Linked DNA regions of Homo sapiens: region 2 is linked to region 1. Evidence: chromatin loops called from intact Hi-C (ENCODE). Cell type or tissue: CD4-positive, alpha-beta T cell. All regions are shown on one strand.

Region 1 (4,000 bases):
ACCAAATAAAATGCTAGAATTGCTATTCCAAACAAAGCCACTTCTCTTCTGGTGGTGTACTGCTATGAAAAGTTGTAAAAAAGCTAGTGAGTACTGAAGATCATCCTCAGCCTTTGTTTATTTAGATAAACGCTACTTTTTTGGATAGGTTCTATCAGTAAGCTAACAAAACCATTTAGAGATTCATGTGAAGTGTGGCAGCTTCTGCCTATGGATATGTATCAGATTCACTATGATCCCAAATTTAAAATTTCAGGTCAATATGCATTCATACTTTAAAAAAAAAGAAAAGAAAAAATGTGTAACAAAAGCCTTTGTCACTTCACACCAATGTAAATTATAGCAATAGTAGTTACCTAGGTAATTACTTCTCCTCTCAATCACAGAAGAGCTTTTTTTTAAAAAAAAAAAAAAAAGAAAGAAAAAAAAAGGAAAAAAGGAGAAGGTAGTGGGCTCTAAATTGGAGAAATTCTAATTTTACTGGCTGAGCTGAGGTCCAGGTAACAATACTTTAAAAACTTCCCAAGGGATTCTAATGTACAGTCAGGGCTGAGAACCATTACTCAAGTCACTTTCCTGCAATTTAACATGGCACACTGCAGCAGGAAAATACTCAAAAGGGCCTAGGGGCCTACTGATGAAATCCAAACTCTTTGGCCTCGCATGCAAAGATCTCCACAGTGTGATCCCGAATCCCCTACTTCACCCAAACTGGCTTAATCATAATCCCTTACTTCTTTTGAGTTCCTCCTATCTGGAACTCACTTCCCCCACTCTCCATTATTCAAGGTCTACTTCAAATTCCTATGTCTCCACCAAATACACAAAGATCTTCCCCACAAAGTACACAGTGATCTATCTCTGAAATCTCTGAGACCATCCCTTATATGTAGAACTTATCTGGTATTTGGATGTATAGCGACACTTTGTACTACAATTTATCTTTGCACATATTCCTACTCCCCACCTAGACTGGAAGCTTTGGGGATCACAAACAGGGCAACAAACAACTGTATACCTAGAGCTTACTCAAGCACACAATAAATCTTTTTTGGTATTAAGGATGATGAACAAGAAAAACATTTAGACATATAAAGCTAAACTTGCTCAAAATTATTTCTTTTTTTTTTCTCTTCAATTTACCTGGCCCCATTTTCTATGATCTAAGTATTCATAAAAACTTCATTAAAAAAACAAAAAACTTTCTCATACTACAATTTATTGATCAATAAACAAGTCTACGGTTATTGGCAACTTTCACTGACTTTAAATATCTGACACTTTGGGGATTTTTTTTTTCTTTTTTCAATCTTATAATGACTGAGAAAGGTAATATCTTTTTTCAAATGTTTCATTTATTTTCTGAAGTATACTGCACTCTAATTTAGCGGGGTCTTCTTTAAAAAAAAAATCGTGTCCTAAGAGAAAGCTTCAGAACCAGAAAATGCCGTTCTAGTAGCTGTGCGTTACTATAAGGGTCCATTAAAATTCCTTGTGTCTAACTTATTCTTGCTGATGAGCCAGTTTCCTAACCCCAAAGGTAAAGATCAAATGTTAAGTCGCCAAACCTTAACCACGTTCTACTGCCTTAACCGTGGCACAAGGTTCAGATTAAGAAATCGCCTTTGACCCAGAAGTTCCAGTTCCAGGACCTTTAACAATAATGACACATACATTTACCTTTGTAACTCACTGTTACCAGATTAACGACCATTACTAGCGTGCTTTGGGTGCAACCACCCACTCTTCAAATTCCGCTTCTGAAGAAACTAAGATCCAGGGCCAGTAGGGAAACAGAAACCGGAGTCGGGCTTTGGAAAACATAGCAGCGTCCATAACCACGCTCAGTCAATAACACTAAAACACTCGACCACTGAGATGCCACCTGTACACACCCACCCCTAGTCCACTACTTTCTCTAGCCTACCATCCAAACTTGAATCTGACTCAAACTTAAGGAAATTCCAAAGATCTGGGACAAATGGTGTGTTTCCACTCGACATGGACCCCAAAGATCCCCTCTAGACATCCTGTTTTTTGGACCAAATGCCAGGAACATAAGACAGGTTCGATTTCCTCCCGCGCCCCAGCGCTCCCGGTTCTAGGGCCCCGAACTTCGAACCTCAGCCCTCTTCTTACCCAGGCCTGCACGCCTCATCCTGCCAGAGGAGAGAGAGAAAAGGCGGGTGCGGGGCTTTGGGTGAGTAGGAAACAGCTAGGGGCGACCCGGACCGCGTCTTCAGTACCAGGGCCCAGCGAAACACCAACTTCTTCCCCTAAAGCGCCACGACATCAGTGGAGTCTAAACACCGCGCCGGATGATGGCGTCACCACGGCGCTCATTGGAGCCCTGGGAAGAAGGTTGAAAGGCATTCTGGGAAATGTAGTTCACCAACGCATAACGTGTTGCTGAGGGCGTGATGTGAACCCGGTTCCAGGAGCGGACGGGGCGTCCGGAAAAGGGGGCGGCTTCGACTGCGGCTCTGATTCTGGGTCTCTGATCCAACGTTCCCGCTGTTCCGCTCGCAGCCCGCGGGTCGCTGCTTTCAGTTTGTTGACCACCAAGTTTAACCCAGCAGATCTGCTCCTCCCCACCCACAAGAGGATGGTTGGGGTATCTTTCCTGATTTAGCCTCGAACTCCCTCTCACCTCCAGAGACGATTCAGGGAAAGTTAGAGAAAACTTTGTCCAGGTTTCTCAGTTTACAAACAAGTAATCCGACACCCACAGAAGTAACCGATTTGTGCCTTGTAGTATCCAGTAAAGGAAAGAAAACCAGGTTCCTTTGAGTAGGACTCCTGCTCAGATGAGAGCAGACTAGGAAAGGCTGCGGGATCTGGTCAGAGGCACTGAATAGTTAGTTCCCTGTTACTGCATCTGTTGTACTTCTAGAAAGAACCAAGACTTTTAGTTGTTATGGGGACCAAAGGACCCCTAAACGCTCTCCCACTTTTTTTTTTTTAACTTACACAAAGCTTATTGAAATACTGCTTACACAAGGCAGTGTGCCAATTAGGGGTTTAAAACTTGTTGGCGAGTTGGAGGTGTTACTGGTATCGAGGTTAATCCTAGAATTTCATTTTATCTCAGAGGATTTATCGTGAGAATACGATGAAATCGTGGTTTTTGAAGGGAAAACAAAAAAACCTGATACACAGTAGGTGATCAAAATTCACTGGGTGTCTGCGGTTTTGTTGTTGCTGCTGTATATATGGCAGTGGAATCGTCTCCACACTAGAGATTTCCGAATATGTGATCTTTGATCATTTAGCGTTTCCTCATAGTTTCCCAGGACATTATTAACATTGACTATAATACTGGCATAAGTCTCTGCGTTAAGTTGCTTTTGTAAAAAACACATGAAAACAATTTTTAATAAGAGTTATTAACCTGGGAAGGAGGCTTTATCCAATAGTGTTTTGATAGAAAAAAATCATTAAAATAAAACCGCCATTTTCTAAAAGCAATGAAATTAAATAAGCATAATATCAGGGACAATTATTACAAATAAAAGATGGAGATTCAATAAAAGAAATGATAGCTAGGTATCCCTTTATAACTTAAAATCTGTGACAGTCCTTTGGTTAAAAAAATGCATGTTCTATAATTAAAACGTTTAAAAATTGCCTTACAGAAGGCTTGCTGATGGAAATGTAGAAATCGTTATTTTTGAAAATATGGTAATATTTACTAGAACTAATCATTTAGATTACATAAAATATACTGCTTCCTTTACATGGTAGGAAGACATAAGAATGAAATGTAGTTAAAAGGAAAACATATATAATGTACTAAGAATATAACTGAAGTAAGGCAAAGCTAGTTCATATTGAAGTTGTTACCTAAAAAATCCAATTATTGTTTTTAGCTAACGTTGCTAGTATCAAATTAGGATAATGTCATCTGAAAAAAATTTGCACTCAAAGGAAGAGGCAGGAAAAATGAACTCAATGTGCAGAAAAAGAATTATTAAATGTGACCATAGTTGACATTAGCGAT
Region 2 (4,000 bases), 1.4 Mb before region 1:
TTACCAGAATACTCTGTGCCATAGCTGCATACCAAAAGTAGTAAGTAGAGCCCAGAGCTATCAAAATGTTCTAGTAAATGAAGCTAATTTGGTAAGTTTTTCAAATGTTTTAGAGGAATGTTTCAACCAAAACGTTTTTTCAGTAATATGAAACATTTTAGGTCTGTATATGAAACTGCATCCAAGGTCAGGTGATCTCTAAACATTCAAGGCCCAAGGGTATTAGAAGAGCCCAAAATACTCAAACACCTAAGGATGCTCCTATGCTGAAATGGTGTTATGCTACATAATTTCAACGCCATGACAATCAAGATAGCACAACAAAGTCTCACCTACAGCCAGGAGAAAGAACAACCCGCTATCTTGTAATCAAGATTCACTACCACAGTGGTTCCTAGACATTTTCCATTATAAAGACTATACAGAACTACAAAGTTTTTAAGATGGTGAAATGGTTTGGATCTGTGTCCCCGCCCAAATCTCATGTCGAATTGTAATCCCCAATGTTGGAGGTGGGGCCTGGTGGGAGGTGACTGGATCATGGGGGCGGAGTTCTCATGAATGGCTTAGCATCCTCCTCTCCCCAGCACTGCATAGAGATGATTTCTCAACAGATGCGGTTGTTTAAAACTGTGTAGCAACTCTCCCCGTCCCTCTCTTGGTCCCGCTCCTGCCATGTAAGACGCCTGCTCCTGCTTTGCCTTCCACCATGAGTAACAGCTCCCTGAGGCCTCCCCAGAAGCAGATGCCGCTAAGCTTCCTGTACAGCCCATAGAACCGTGAGCCAATTAAACACTTTTCTTTATAAATTACCCAGCCTCAGGTTTTTCTTTATAAAAGCCATGCAAGAACTGGCTACTACAGATGGCAAGTGTCATCATTTCGTAAATGTTAAGTCTCCTTTGGTGTGAGACACACACAGCTTGCAAATAATTGTTGAATAAAAAAGCGAGTTCAAGAAACGTAGCACATTCGTTTTACGTGCATTTTCCTCATTTTGCTACTCAGTGGCTAAAACTTTGTCACAGGCAAGCCCAGAAATTGTCAGGCTGCAACCTAAGCTTATTGTTATTTCATTATGTTTACTACTCATTCAATCTGATTCATAACCTGAGTTTTTCAGCCCCCTCCCCGCCCCAGCGGTCTAGAATACTTTCCTCCCATCTCCGCTTCTCAAAAGCACCTTTTCTTTTGAATGCCTTTAGAATCTCTAACAACTATCAAGGACCATTTCCTACTCTTTCTGCTGTAAGTTATTTATGCATCTCTTTTATCTCATTCACTAGAGTAATAATTTTCATGCCCAGTACTCGCTCACACATCTTGCCTTTTGTGATTTCAATTAATCTGTAAGGTTGTAGATAATAATGATCCCCTTTTATAAACGACGGCACAGAGAAGAAAAGTAACTTGTTCTAGGTCACCCAACTTCCGACGGAACAAAACTGACATTCCAGTTTTGTGTTGGACTCGAAAGCCAACTATTTTCACGCCATTCATTCCCTCACAGTGTCTATGGGGGCCAGGTCCTACAGGGCGCTGGAGACACGAAAGCAAATGCTGCCATCCCATTTTCAAACGGGAGCCTGCTTGTCGCTAAAACCAGGCGCGCTGCTGGCTCTCCGGCACAGGGACCGCGTCGAGGCCTCTGTGCCTCCCTCCCACTTGGGTGCGCAGGAGAGGGGTGCGGACCTGGGGCGGCCGATACCAAGGGGCGGGTGAGTCGGATGCGTCCAAGGGCCTAAGTCTTCGGAGTTACATGGCGGGGCCAGGTGTGGGGGGGGTTCCCCGAGCCCTCGCGGTTCTAAGTGGGCACTGGGGGCCCGCGTACAGCAGGCAAGAGTGCAAACCAGCAGCGCCAGAAAGAGCGACGAGGTGAGGGAAGAAAAAAGGGGCGGGCAAGAGAGAGCTGGGAACCCTAAAGCGCCAACTGCGTGCGCGGCGCACGCGCATCTGGGATCGGCGGAGGGTGCTGGGTCTCCAGGCCCCACGTCTGAGGGCTGCCGCTTGCCCTCCGGCCCGGCCGGGAACAGCGAGGGTTCTCGCTGTCCTGCCGCCGGGCCCTGCGTCGCCCCACTGTTTTCCCGGCTGAGTACTCACCACCCGATTGTCCCGCTTCCCCATGGTGCTGGATCGAGCGCACAGTAGCACGCCGAGGGAAACCGGGCCGGAGAGACTGCCGAAGAGGGCCTGCCGCAGGTCCTCTTGCCGCCTCCCCACTCCGCCTAGAGAGCGGCACCACGCGGACTCGACGGCCGCGCTCTGCTACAGCGCCCCCTATCTCTGTGGAGGACAGGCCGGCTCCAGAGATCGCTGCAGTTGGCGGAGCGCCTGCAGGAGTCCGGTCGTTCATTAGGCACCCAAGAGCAGGCGACGCTGCGCTTCTGCACCGGAGCCCCACCAAGGCAGCTCGCTTCAGTTTGGCCTTGGATTGTTTTGCTTTCTTCCATTCTTTTTTTTTTTTTTTTTTTTTTTTTTTTTTTTAGACAGACTCTCGCTCCGTCGCCCAGGCTGGAGTGCAGTGGCACGATCTAGGCTCACTGCAGCCTCCACCTCCCGGGTTCAAGCGATTTTCCTGCCTCAGCATCCCGAGTAGCTGAGATTACAGGCGGCCGTCAACACGCCGGGCTAAATTTTTTGTATTTTTAGTAGAGACAGGGTTTTACCACGTTGGCCAGGCTGGTCTATAACTCCTGACCTCAAGTGATCCGCCCGCCTCGACCCAAAGTGCTGGGATTACAGGCATGAGCCACTGCGCTTGGCCTTTCTTCCATTCTTGATACACTGAAATACTCATTCGAGGGGACACAAAGATTCTCCCGATGCTTATTTTGTGCTTGACAGAGTGCAAGTGCTGGGGACAAAGTGAGGACCAAAGAGCCTTGGTCCCTCACGGAGCCCATCAGCTGGTGGGGGGAAAGGCAGTGCTGTCATAGACGCTGCTAACGAAATCACCCTTTAATTTCAATCCCATTCATTCATCACCTGTGCATTCATTTCACACTAATTTTTGAACATGTAGTTTGTACAGTTTTCACTAACTGGGTGGCTGGAAGCTGGAGCTGGGTAGGGCACAAAGATGATTAAGAAAAATCCCTATCGTCAAGGAGCCTGTTTATAAACTCGTAAGGGCAATAAACACACACAGGGCCAACTTTACTGCATAGCATATCGTAATATTGGCACTACTGCACTGCAACTTTAAGGAAGATGATCTGGGCTCCAGAGAAGATAATCATATTTAGTAAGTATTTATAGATAAAGCGACCCCTCTGGGTTCATCTTAGCAAGTATCATTAGGAAGTAGTTGAAAATCAATTAGGATCTTCTCCGGACTCTTGGAAATGGCAAAATGGGAATTACACTAATTACATACAAGAACATGCTTTAAAATCATCTTTCCCGATCTCTGCCTCCCTCCCTCCCTGCATTTTTCATGCTACACTATATGACAGATGCTCCCAACTACCATCTTCTGTCTCAAAACTTTTCCAAACTCTCACATGCAGTCCTTGGTGGTTCTGCTCCCTACTAAGTGTTGATTCTTCCTCAGTAACCCACTTTCCAAAATGAGGCCTCCAGTCTCTCATTTCTCCTCCTCCTCCATTACCCCCGACTTAAGCTGGGGACTCTGACTGAAGACAGGCTTCTTTTTATACACAAGAGGAAGAGGAGAACCTATTAATATTAAGTTATTCTTTCTTTCCTGGCTTATTTTTCATGTTTTAAATATTCTAGGCATTTGACAGATATTATTTTTAATACTCCAACATGATAAGCATGATAATACCTGTGAGAGAATATAGTTTTTTTTTTCCCTCTTCAGCTCCTTCTTACCTTTCACTTCCTTGGTTGGCTGATTGTACAGAACACAGAGATTTTTAAAAATATGGTATAAGTCAACAGAAAGGTTGTGTTTCCTTTAGAAGTCTCTCTCTCTCTGCGAGTGTACACAACCCCTCCTGGATGAAACGTGAATCCCTGGGGGGACAGAGAAACA

The links. Hi-C counts contacts between places; a loop is a spot of excess contacts. Peaks named below come from ENCODE experiments on the same cell type or tissue, not always from the same donor. Only the 100,000 strongest peaks of a DNase experiment are listed, where the experiment ranks them.
Region 2: it touches region 1 in a loop (9-fold over the local background); 2 of 110 quality-filtered maps call a loop at or near these places.

What each region holds. Positions count from the first base shown.
Region 1 is chr7:94,002,059-94,006,058 of GRCh38, forward strand. It overlaps BET1 (Bet1 golgi vesicular membrane trafficking protein), which reads right to left and starts at 2,297. Exons shown (of 4, transcript NM_005868.6): 1 at 2,140-2,297. The coding sequence starts at 2,158. RefSeq lists enhancers at 1,507-2,113, 2,114-2,719, 2,174-2,223, 2,234-2,863. In CD4-positive, alpha-beta T cell, no CTCF peak of the experiment used is centred here; a DNase peak (open chromatin) is centred at 2,333; H3K4me3 peaks cover 1,709 bases; H3K27ac peaks cover 611 bases.
Region 2 is chr7:92,588,168-92,592,167 of GRCh38, forward strand. FAM133B (family with sequence similarity 133 member B) reads right to left here and starts at 2,223. Exons shown (of 11, transcript NM_152789.4): 1 at 2,101-2,223. The coding sequence starts at 2,124. LOC105375397 (a long non-coding RNA gene) reads right to left here. Exons shown (of 3, transcript XR_927744.3): 3 at 3,853-3,981. RefSeq lists enhancers at 1,951-2,010, 2,101-2,380. In CD4-positive, alpha-beta T cell, CTCF peaks have their summits at 2,272 and 2,475; DNase peaks (open chromatin) are centred at 1,944 and 2,274; H3K4me3 peaks cover 2,310 bases; H3K27ac peaks cover 1,132 bases.